Linked DNA regions of Homo sapiens: region 2 is linked to region 1. Evidence: read pairs that join two places in POLR2A ChIA-PET (ENCODE). Cell type or tissue: endothelial cell of umbilical vein. All regions are shown on one strand. Each heading gives the region's core, and the rest is flanking DNA. Links, peaks and the distances in the headings are about the cores only.

Region 1 (5,372 bases), core at 56-5,055:
CGGGAGTTCGAGACCAGCCTGACCAACATGGAGAAACCCCATCTCTATTAAAAATACAAAATTAGCCGGGCGTCGTGGCACATGCCTGTAATCTCAGTTACTTGGGAGGCTGAGGCAAGAGAATCGCTTGAACTCAGGAGGTGGAGGTTGCAGTGAGACAAGATCGCGCCATTGCACTCCAGCCTGGGCGACAAGAGCAAAACTCCATCTCAGGAAAAAAAAAAAAAAAAGTGGCTGAGCGCAGTGACTCATGCCTGTAATCCCAGCACTTTGGGAGGCCGAGGGGGGTGGATCACCTGAGGTTGGGAGTTTGAGACCAGCCTGACCAACATGGAGAAACCTCGTCTCTACTGAAAACACAAAATTAGCTGGGTGTGGTGGCACATGCCTGTAATCCCAGCTACTCGGAAGGCTGAGGCAGGAGAATCACTTCAACCCAGGAGGCGGAGGCTGCAGTGAGCCGAGATCATATCATTTGCACTCCAGCCCGGGCAACAAGAGTAAAACTCTGTCTCAAAAAAAAAAAAAAGATACTAATGTGTGCACAAGAAAACAATCCAACTCAAAAGGTAAACAGTGTTAACAAACTGGTGGACAGCCTCCAGGCTTATACACATTCATATTAGCAGTCATGGTCTTCTCTACAAATGCAGGAAGCTACTGTATTATTCAACCTGGGTTCTTCTCTTTCTATACATGGTCATCTTTCTAAAAATATACATAAGTTCTGTTTAGTTCAGACTTAAAAATTAAAAGATAAAAATACACATAGTGATCTACCTCATTCTTTTTAATGCCTACACAGCATTCCACTATACAGTGGCATCGTATTTTATTTACCCATTTCCCTACGGAAATGTCCAACTGAACATGTCCCACCACAAATAATGCCACAACCAACACTCCAGTACATGTATCTTTACATGCTGGGGCCAATATTTCTTTACAACCTGGCATCTCTGCAAAGCACATTTTTCGTTTGTGTCCATAGAAAGAAAAGAGTTGAGACCTGTAACCCCGCACAGAGTAACCAGCAAGGCCCGAGACCTCTCATTAGGTAAATTACATGGGAGTCAGACGCCCTTCGGCAGCAAATGCCCAGACAGGCAGAGAACACAGCCTACTTACAACAACCCCATCCTCTTCTTCCCACCCCCTCTAGCTGTGGCACTCCCACAGTTCAGCTGCAGGAGGCGGATTAGGGCCAACAATGACTATCACCAGAAGCACCGAAGGACTCCTCAGCAACCACTCCAACCTGGATGCAATGCCTCCCGTTACCCCGGTGAGGAAATACTCCATCGGGCTGCCCGAATAAACATTACAGCTGCAGAGAGCATCCTCCTAACCGCCACTAAGGTGGCTGTCCTTACTATCACCCCCTATTTGCAGATAAGGGAACAGAGGCTCAGAGGTGAAGTGAGAACCAGGGTCACACAGTGCCCTCCTCACTCTACCACAGCTTCTCAGAACTGGGCCACACGCCCTCGGGTGTTTGCTGCTATAGAGACGTTCATCAACTCAGCCGAGACAAAGGAACTTTCTCTTTGATGAAAATAAATAAATCCAAAAATACTGAAGTGGGAGCTAAAAGGGCTGGGTTGGTATAAATAATCTCCAGCAAAGGCCAAAGGACTGGACCCCAGAAGCCGTGCATGACTTCTCCTCCAAGCCTCAGACACTAGAGGAAACCCAGGACAATCGCCGGCGAAGCCAGTTCTAAAGTAACAAAGGAATAAAGGACAGATCCAAAATAAGGGCCAGGGATTACTACGCCAAGGGCATTCCCAGGTACGCCAAGCTGTGACTTCAGAACGGTGGGAAAAGGGAGCATGCACCCTCACTCCAAATACACTACACACGTTATAAACACCTTACCCACAGACTCCTCACCTCACCCAAAACTCTATACTCACAACTCTCCTCCCCCACCCACCATCTCCCCGAAGCGTCTAAAAAACCGTATTGCACTGCCCCATTACCCTAAGGGCATGCCCACCTTTCCCCTTCCCCCACCCTCCAACCATGTCAACAGCAAATTGTAAAGCTGTGGGATCTTTGGAAGCAGCACTTGTTAATTAAACCCAGTCTATGCCACTGCTGAACTTTACCAATACAACATTATGATTCATCCAGGGTGTGCAAAGAATTACAATGGCCTTTTCTCCCCTCAAAAAGCTGAAGAGACCACACTAAGGAGCCATATGAGATGTCTTTGCTTATATTAAGGTCTACCTATAAACAGTCACACCTCCCACCTTCCAGTGGTCACTTCAGGTTTAGAATTCATATGCACAGTTAAAACAGTCCCCTTAGTTAAAAACAACTGGTTAAGACAGCAGTCCTCTCTTGATATTATAAAGAAACAGCAGGGAAGAAGGAATGACTTTCACTTTCTACTCTATACACTTCTGGAGCTTGATGTTTGTAGCAAGGCTGTATTGTAACTGTGACACGCCTGTATTGTAACTGTTACATTGTTTTTAAGATCTCGGTGAACTGAGCAACATAGTATCAACACCATATACTGTTCCAAGTTGACTAGGTTTCCTACACTGCACTAACACTGCATCCCAGAAATTACGCCAATCTTTGCAGCAATGCTGTGAGACAGGTTCCGTATCCATTTGGGGCAGATAAGAAAACTGAGACTTAAAGGAGCAAAAGACATGATTTGTTCAAGACCTCATAGCAGGTAGGTCTAAGTGGCTGAAAGGAACACTCCTGTCGGCCTGAGGTCAAGTCAGGGCTGTTGCTGGCCCAGCTGCAGTCTCCCTTGCAGCCAGAACCCACAAACTGCCTTAACATGCCTACCTTCATTCCTTCCAAGACATTTACCTGAAACTCCCCAAGAACACAACACAACAGACTAGACACAGGGCAGCTGCCAGCTATCAAACGCCCTTGCTCGTGGGAACAGACATCCGCAGTGGTGTTCATTGTGGAGAGATGTACAGAAGAGCCCTGATGCACCTGCCCATGGGAGGCCCTTGCTAGTTAAGGTGACTGAGCTCCAGGAGGTGAGGGCAATGCGCTACGGGTCCAAATCTTTAGCATGTAGCACAGTGCTGAGCACATAATTAGAAACCCCAACACCTAGGTAACAAACAAGCCCCAAGTGTACAAAAGCCTGCCTGCTCCAAACCCCCGGGCCCCCGGGGAGGGCTGAATCCAGGAACCATTAATAGCTGCGGTCTATGGAGAGCCTGCTGTCTTGTGCCAGGTGCCCTATCAACTCTGCAGCACATGACCCTCTGAATCCTTTCCCAGGTCCTATGAAGGTGTTACTATCACATTTTGCAGAGGAAGAGAATGGAGATTCAAAAAGATTTAAAAGCTGGCCCCAGGTCACCCAGCTTCTAAGTGGTAGAACCTGGACTTGAAGGCAGCTGACCCCAAAGCAGGGCTTCCAGTGTGGGGTGCTGCACTGTGCCTGCAAGGGAGAGCTACTCTCCACCAGGAAGAGGGGGCATGGCATTCCCAACTCTCCCAGCGAGCTCTCTCTGAATTCCAGCTAACAATAACCCCCCCAGGAGCCAGAGCAGTGTAATTCCAAACCGCACCTCCTCTTGCCAGAGCACAAATCCCCGCCAGCCTAGCCTGATGAAACACCACCACCCAGGCATTCCAGTGCTTCATTTCTGCAGTCACTTCAACCAATGGTGTGATCTCCTGGAAGAACTAAACCAAAGTGGGGGGCAGGAGGGGTGGCAAGTGACGCCAAGAGGTTGAGTCGAGAAGTGAGATATGCACAACAGCCACTATCAGGAGCTGCAAAAGCGCCAACAGCAATGAATATTAACAGCAACAAAACCACCAAGGACTGTGAAAGACGGGGCTATGAGAAAACTTAAAATGGAGGCCGTCTCTGAATTTTATGCACCAGGCTCCAGTGTATAACAGTTGGAAGAAAACAGGCAGCAAGGACAATCATTTTACTTGATACAGAAAATCAACCTTAGACCTGGCTGTGTCTATCGCCTCCTTCCAGCTCCCACAGTGGCCTTCACCTAACAAGACACCCAGAGCAACTCCTCCAGTGGCCGCTTCTGCACTGTGAACGGAGCTGCTGTGTCTGATCGCTGTCTGCCCAAGCTCACCAAAACATCAGACCCTACGCTCACCACAGAAAGCCGCAAACAGTAGCTTTTGATTGGAAAATGTGCACACCCAAAACAATCCAAAAAGCCTGTTCATTTAGAAAAGCCCATAGTCCAGAAACATACGCTCACACATATAAGCTGATACAAAGTTTTCTGAAGAGAAATCTGGCAGAATTCTTACCAAAAAGCTATTCAGTTGAAGAGTCCACACTGCAGAACCACATTCTCACACTTACATGCTTACATACAAATTGTATGTTTTTGAAAACAAATCTGGTACAGTTTGACCAAAATTGTGTAATATTCCAAAACTACAAATAGCCCAAATGTCCACCAGTAGGAGACAGAGGTTAAATCAAGTATACCCACAAAATATTCTCTGCAGTTGCTAAAATAGATAACATAATCCGTCTGCGTAGCTGTCAGGGAGCACGCTGAGACATTTTATCACGTGAAAGGGCAGCAGCATGCTTGAAGAATACAAACGTGCATGTGGATAATGTGGGTTTTTTTCTGGGAGGAATCCCAAGAACTTCCTCACACTGGTTTTTTTTTCAGAGAGAGTGGGGAAGAGCCTTTATACCTCCCTGAGCAACTTGAATTTTCTTTTTAAAAAGTCAACTGGGGGCCGGGTGCAGTGGCTCACGCCTGTAATCCCAGCACTTTGGGAGGCTGAGGCGGGTGGCTCGCCTGAGGTCAAGAGTTCGAGACCAGCCTGGCCAACATAGTGAAATCTCGTCTTTATTAAAAATACAAAAAAATCAACTAGGCATGGTGGCGGATGCCTGTAATCCCAGCTACTAGGGAGGCTGAGGCAGAAGAATTGCTTGAACCCAGGAGGCGGAGGTTGCAGTGAGCCAAGATCACGCCATTGCCTTCCTGGGCAACAAGCAAAACTCTGTCCCCACCACCAAAAAAAAAAAAAAAAAAAGTCAACTGGGAATATCTAAACCATGGGATTATAAACGATTTTTTCTTCTTTTACACACCTGTATATTTTTTAGAAACCTAACATTATTTTTAAAACACTTAGTGTGGCAGGTCTGTTCACATGAATATGGAAAAATGGCTGGGTGTGGTGGCTTACACCTGTAATCCTAGCACTTTCAGAGGCCAAGATGGGAAGACAGCTTGAGGCCAGGAGTTCAAGACAAGCTTGGTCAACATAGCGAGACCCACCCCCACATCCCTAAGGAAGAAAAAAAAAGTATTACTGAAAATAAAAATAAGAGAAGTTACGCTTAAAAATACGTATGGAAAAATACTGTG
Region 2 (5,372 bases), core at 188-5,187, 170 kb after region 1:
TGTGCCCGGCAGGCCTCACTTAGTCTTCGGGGCAGCATGCCCCACACAGTCTGCCTAAAGATGTGGCTGGGGGCCTGGAAGTGGTAGGGGGCGCAGGATAGGTTGGCGTTCATCCACTTGCAGGGGAAGGGCAGGCACTTTCACTTGTTTCTGTAGAAATTGCCAGAAACGCTGATGCCCTTGCCACCCAGGACCACCACCTCTTGGTCCAGCAGTACCTATTTGGCTGTGATAGCCACAGGTGGCCCAGGAGATGGCCTCAGCCACTGCGTACCAGGGCCTGCCCCTCTGCTACCTTTGACAGCCGCCCGTTACCGGGTGCTTTTGTATTCCTATGCGCTTCTTGGGCTTTGTTCTGGGCTCTTACTTGGAAATAGTTTGATTTGTTTGGGTCTTGCTTTTAAGCGTTGTTAGGTGAGATCCAAGTGGCATTCTGGGTAGGACTCATATTCTCCCAGCACCGAGACAAAACGTTTCTGAGCACTGTTTCCAATGCGAAGTGATTTATGAGGCTTTCCACTTCGGCCGGCAGGAAGAGGCACTATTCTTCGCCCTAGAGTTCTGAAGAGTTTGCCTCTAATCCTCTCATGTTGTTTTCCTTCTCTAGACCCGGGATTTCCTCACATGTACCAAGCTGAGCAGTACTCAGTTGAATACTCGAGAGGACCCTCCGCAAGGGTCCAGAGTTCTCTCTGTGTGAGGCCCTCTCCTCCCCAGTCCTCTGCTTTGTAAACTCCGGGAGACTGTCGGGCTCCTCTTGGGCTCTCCTTCCATGCACTGTGATCTGGACACACTCTCCAGGCGGTAACTGGGGCAATCATATGGCTCATTCATTAGTTTCTTGAATCTTGGGGATCACTGTCCTTCCTTGTCTGATGTCTACTGTCTTGATTTTTTTTTTTTTTTTTTGGCAGAGTCTCACTCTGTCACCCAGGCTGGACCTTTGCGGGTCCCCGAGCCCCATTCCTGAAGTGAGTGCTGCCGGTCAGCTGTGGGATCAGGGAAGACTTCGTGGGGCACTGGGGTCCGTCTGCTGGGGCCTGGGTCTCTCCCTGAGAAGGCAGGGAAGCCACCGTGAGCACCCCAGTGACTCTGCCAGGCGCTGCCCTGAGCCCCGTGCAAGCCCTGCCCTGTGAGGCACACGGCACCTGCCTCATTTTCACGGGGGGCAGATGGGACGGCTTGCTCCAGCTGGTGTCTCAGAGAAAGGCCTCCTCCCCAGGGCCTCCTGCACCCAGTCTGCACTCTTCACCACTCACCTGGCTGCCCTGCCCTAGTGCGTTCCTGGGATGAGACCCAGAGGACCCCTGGGCAGGGTGGGGGAGCCCTGGCCTTGCTGTGTGCCTCTGGTGCCATTAGCTGGCCCTGTGCCCTTGAACTGTCTGAATACCTGCTATCTCTTGTCATCTCAGGTGGGGGTCTGGCTTTTGAACAAGTCTTGGCTTCTTTCTAGGAAGTCGTGCTGGGAGTCATTTATCAACAGTTCCTGACTCTTGCTCTGTCCTGGCACTGCCCTCACAGAGCTGCCCGTTGCTGGGACGGACTAGATAAATGAATGAAACCACCGACTACACGAGAAATTTCAATTGCGACGGAGGCCTCAAAATAGCAGTGCGGCAGGGCAGGAGCACACAAAGGGAGCCAGTGCCTGTGAGCAGGTCAGCCCACCAGGAAGGCTCTGCCGTGGGGAGGTGGCGCTTAAATGGAGACCTGCAGGATGAGCAGGAAGGGACAGAGGATGGAGCGGTCCTGTGGCGACGAGGAGAATGGGCCATTTGAGAAGCAGAGAAAGTGCAGAGGGGCCTGGAGAACCGCAGGGAGAGTTAGATGCGGAAGGGGGCAGGAGGGGGAGGAGGGCCAGACAGGAGGGCCTGCAGGCACTGTGAGGGCTGCATGGCAGCCAAGCCCCCTTCTAGGCTTCCAGATGGAAAGGCACTAGGTGAGGTCGAGAAAGCCAACATCCGATGGGCCACAAAGCAAAGCTGCTTCTGTACCCTCACGGGCCAGGATGCCAGCAAGGAGAGGTCGCCTCTAGCCAGGACCGGGCTCGGCTCTTGTCTCATATGCTGGGGCTCCCGCCTTCCATCCACAGCCCACTCGCTCCCCCCACCCCTGCCTGTGGCCTCTGCAGCTGGCAATCTAGGTCTGAAAACAATGCAGAGAATCTCCGGCCGGCCGGGGCTGCGGTATGGATGGGCTTCTATTTATAACAATGCAGCAACTGCCACCTCAGTGGGCCTGTGGCCTGACCTCTGGTGGGACTCTGGCAAGCCTCAAAGCCAGACCCCAGAGGAGACGGCAGAGGAAGGGCAGATGACACAGCTGAAGGGTATGGAGCCAGCTGCTCCCACCCTGGAGTCCTCGTCAGGACCCGCAAACCCCTGTCCATGTGCGGTTCACGCCAACATAAGCTAGACAGGCCCGGCCTCTGCCCAGCCCCCGCCGGGCTGCCGTTGTAGACAGATCGTGATCACAGATACAAACAGGTGAGAGGCAGCAGAGGGGACAGGTAACTGCGTGGTGTCAGGGTTATTTGCTGTGACTGATGTCAAGGCCGGCTTGTTTTCACAGGGTGGTCTGCTGGTCGGTAAGGGGTTCAGCAGTGTTGCTGGCACCAGCCGGCAAGATTTCTTTGGAAATGAACAGGTATCTTGGAGAAGAATCAGGAGATCCAATGGTAGCCAGCCAGGGCCTGGCAGGAGCGGGAGGGAGACACTGCCCGGGCCCCAGTGCTGGCTCCGCCCCTCATTCTCTTGTGAGACTTGGGCAAACCGCTTCCTGGCTCAGCCTCATTTTCTCATCTGAAAGCTGTGGGTTGTAGTACGTGGCTCACAGGGTGAAATGTGAAAATGTCAGTGAAGGGCTTAGCATAGTCAGTGCTGGCATGCTGTAGCCATCCAGTGAGTTGTTACTATTACAAAGCAATTTTTAAAAAGGAATGTGTGTTAGAAACACAACCAGCAGGAAGTGAGCTGTGCTTCCGTATAGCAACATCAACGAGGCAGCGGTTCCCAGCCTGAGTGCCAAGGACCCCAACTCCAAGGAGAAAGGTTCCGAGCAAACGTATTTGGGAAATGGCGGACTGTTTCCTCTTGTTGATTTACAAAACATATTTGCATATTAAAGGCTCAAAAAGGTCTTTTTTATAATAAAAAGATGTTAAATTTTGTTCCATCCACTCTTCCTAAACTTATATGGCCATAGAGCCCCCCCCCACCTTTTTTTTTTTTATAGAATACTAACTTCCCATAGGAGACATTTTGAAAACGGCAGAAGTTTGGGGGTTGATACACCCTCCATCCAATTGCTCCTCCTCCTTTCCCCAGGAGGAAAGTAGAGAGTGATGTTGAGACAGAGCAATGGGGGTGCACACGCAGGAATCCGACCAGCTGGCAGCCCAGGCTGGGAGATCCACTATCCCTGCCTTCCAGCCAGGGTGCTCCACGGACTTCCTCAGAGGAAGTTCAGGCAAGAAGCCCCATCTCTGGCATGAAACTGGGCCAGTTTTGTTGGCTGAAAATCAAATGCCGAGAAGTACTGGACAGGTCTTCTAAGAGAAATTACAAATGGGGCCAGGTGCACTGGCTCATGCCTGTAATCCCGGCACTTTGGGAGCCAAGGAGGGCGGATGGCTTGAGTCCAGGAGTTCAGGACCATCCTGGCTAACACGGTAAAACCCCGTCTCTACTAAAAATACAAAAATTAGCCAGGCGTGGTGGTGCACGCCTGTAGTCCCAGCTACTCGGGAGGCTGAGGCAGGAGAATCCCTTGAACCTGGGAGGCGGAGGTTGCAGCGAGCCGAGATTGTGCCACTGCACTCCAGCCTGGTGACAGAGCAAGACTCCGTCTTAAAAAAAAAAAAAAATAGAATAAACAACTAAGTGGCAGTCCAGAAGCCAAGTGGGGTGAGCTGCTGCAAGGCAGGATGAGGGCAAGGAAGGTCTTTCCTCCTCTGTTACAGGGACTCACAGAGGAGGGTTCAAAGTGTTTTGAGTGGCAAGGAGGTGACTTGGCCCACTTGTGCTTTTAGAGTTTTTCTTTTTTGAGCAGGTGCCAGAGCGGCTTAAATTTACACTTGTGTTTCTTATCAACAATTTCAGATAAAATCCCTTAGCCTGGATTAACTGCAAAATAAACATGTTCATGGGAGCTGGGTTCTGTTTTTCAGATGCCCCCTGGGTGGGTATTTATGGCTACTGTCCTTAGATTAAAGCAGAAGGCCCATGGGGTTCATGGACCATCTGTACAAGAATCACCCACTTTAGGAAAAACACAGATTCAAGGGCCTAGCCTAGCCCTGATGAAAAATCTCCAGCGAAAGCCTGAGCGCCGCACTAGAGCCGCACCATTCCCCAGCAGCAGGGTCCTGTGTTTGATAAGGGGCCTGAAGGCCAGGCAGGAGATGTCCCCACCCCACAGACCAGATGAGGTCAAAGTGGGAACCAACTTGGGATCATTTAACCCAGATGTCAGGCCAGAGCCTGCGGGTGAGCGTAACAGCATCGCCAAGACTGGGAAGCAGCTTTGGGCCAGGTGCACCTCATTTAGTCCGAACCGCCACCCTGCCAGACAGGTATTCGAATTCTACTTTACAACTGAGGGGAAAAACTCTCAAGACACAGAGGCCAAGTGCCTCGTTCTGGTTACAGAGCTGGTGGGGGTAAGAGTGAGGGCAGCCTGCACAGTCCACTCCTTCTCTGTAATGCCAGAGACCTGACCTAGAAGCCTCTCTGGAGGCTGCCACAGAGAACGCAAAGCTGAAAGCAGGCACCAGGACACTCACAGGTGGGCAGGGCCATGTGGAGGGGACCACCGGCTCAGCCACATCACCGTGCCACAGGACTCATACTTTTGCCCAAACGAGAGGCCGGGATTGTGGGTGTCGTGTAACTGGGGTTCTACCTGTCCCTGAGGAGCTCAATTTGGCCTCTATCCCTATGTTGCCATCTGAAGCACCAATTACCAGTGTGATATGTGTGTCTGGAAAAGCCAAGCAAAACACAGCCTAGCTCAGTCTGCGCCCCCTTTCCTGAGTTACGCGGAGCAGAAACATAAATGAAACCTCCTGTGCCTGCCGCTGCAGCACATGCCCCAGAAGGGCTGCGTGGGCATCCCTGGGGCCCCTTCTTGTCATCCAGGCTCTTTGCCTGCCCCGATTTGGAGATGGCTCAAGCCCCGCCATCTCCTCCCTGGGCAGGTGGGAGCGACTGTGCATTCCAGCCGGATATCCTGACAGTTCAGGCGTCAGGGGATGCAGGCTGAGCTGACCCCTGCCATCTACCGCTGTAATCACCCCCAAAAAAGGAACTTGGAGGGGCTCACATGCCAGTAGTACATTCCTCCGGGGCTGCTGCCTGACAGGGAGTGGGGGT

What was found. ChIA-PET counts read pairs that join two places held together with the same protein. Peaks named below come from ENCODE experiments on the same cell type or tissue, not always from the same donor. Only the 100,000 strongest peaks of a DNase experiment are listed, where the experiment ranks them.
Region 2: POLR2A ChIA-PET joins it to region 1 with 5 read pairs; 2 of 35 experiments call an interaction of 5 or more read pairs at or near these places.

Annotation. Positions count from the first base shown.
Region 1 is chr9:131,403,879-131,409,250 of GRCh38, reverse strand. The region is part of intron 1 of PRRC2B (proline rich coiled-coil 2B); the gene reads right to left. Among named protein-coding and RNA genes, the nearest start is that of PRRC2B, 12 kb to the right of the region's middle. RefSeq lists an enhancer at 1-386 and a silencer at 1,390-1,509. In endothelial cell of umbilical vein, for the core only: a CTCF peak has its summit at 1,184; DNase peaks (open chromatin) are centred at 1,190 and 2,350; H3K27ac peaks cover 1,799 bases.
Region 2 is chr9:131,235,571-131,240,942 of GRCh38, reverse strand. No RefSeq gene overlaps it. Among named protein-coding and RNA genes, the nearest start is that of FAM78A, 38 kb to the left of the region's middle. RefSeq lists enhancers at 2,530-2,689, 2,486-3,053, 3,109-3,609, 3,610-4,110, 1,146-5,372. In endothelial cell of umbilical vein, for the core only: no CTCF peak of the experiment used is centred there; DNase peaks (open chromatin) are centred at 482, 2,202, 2,892, 3,472 and 1 weaker place; H3K27ac peaks cover 2,395 bases.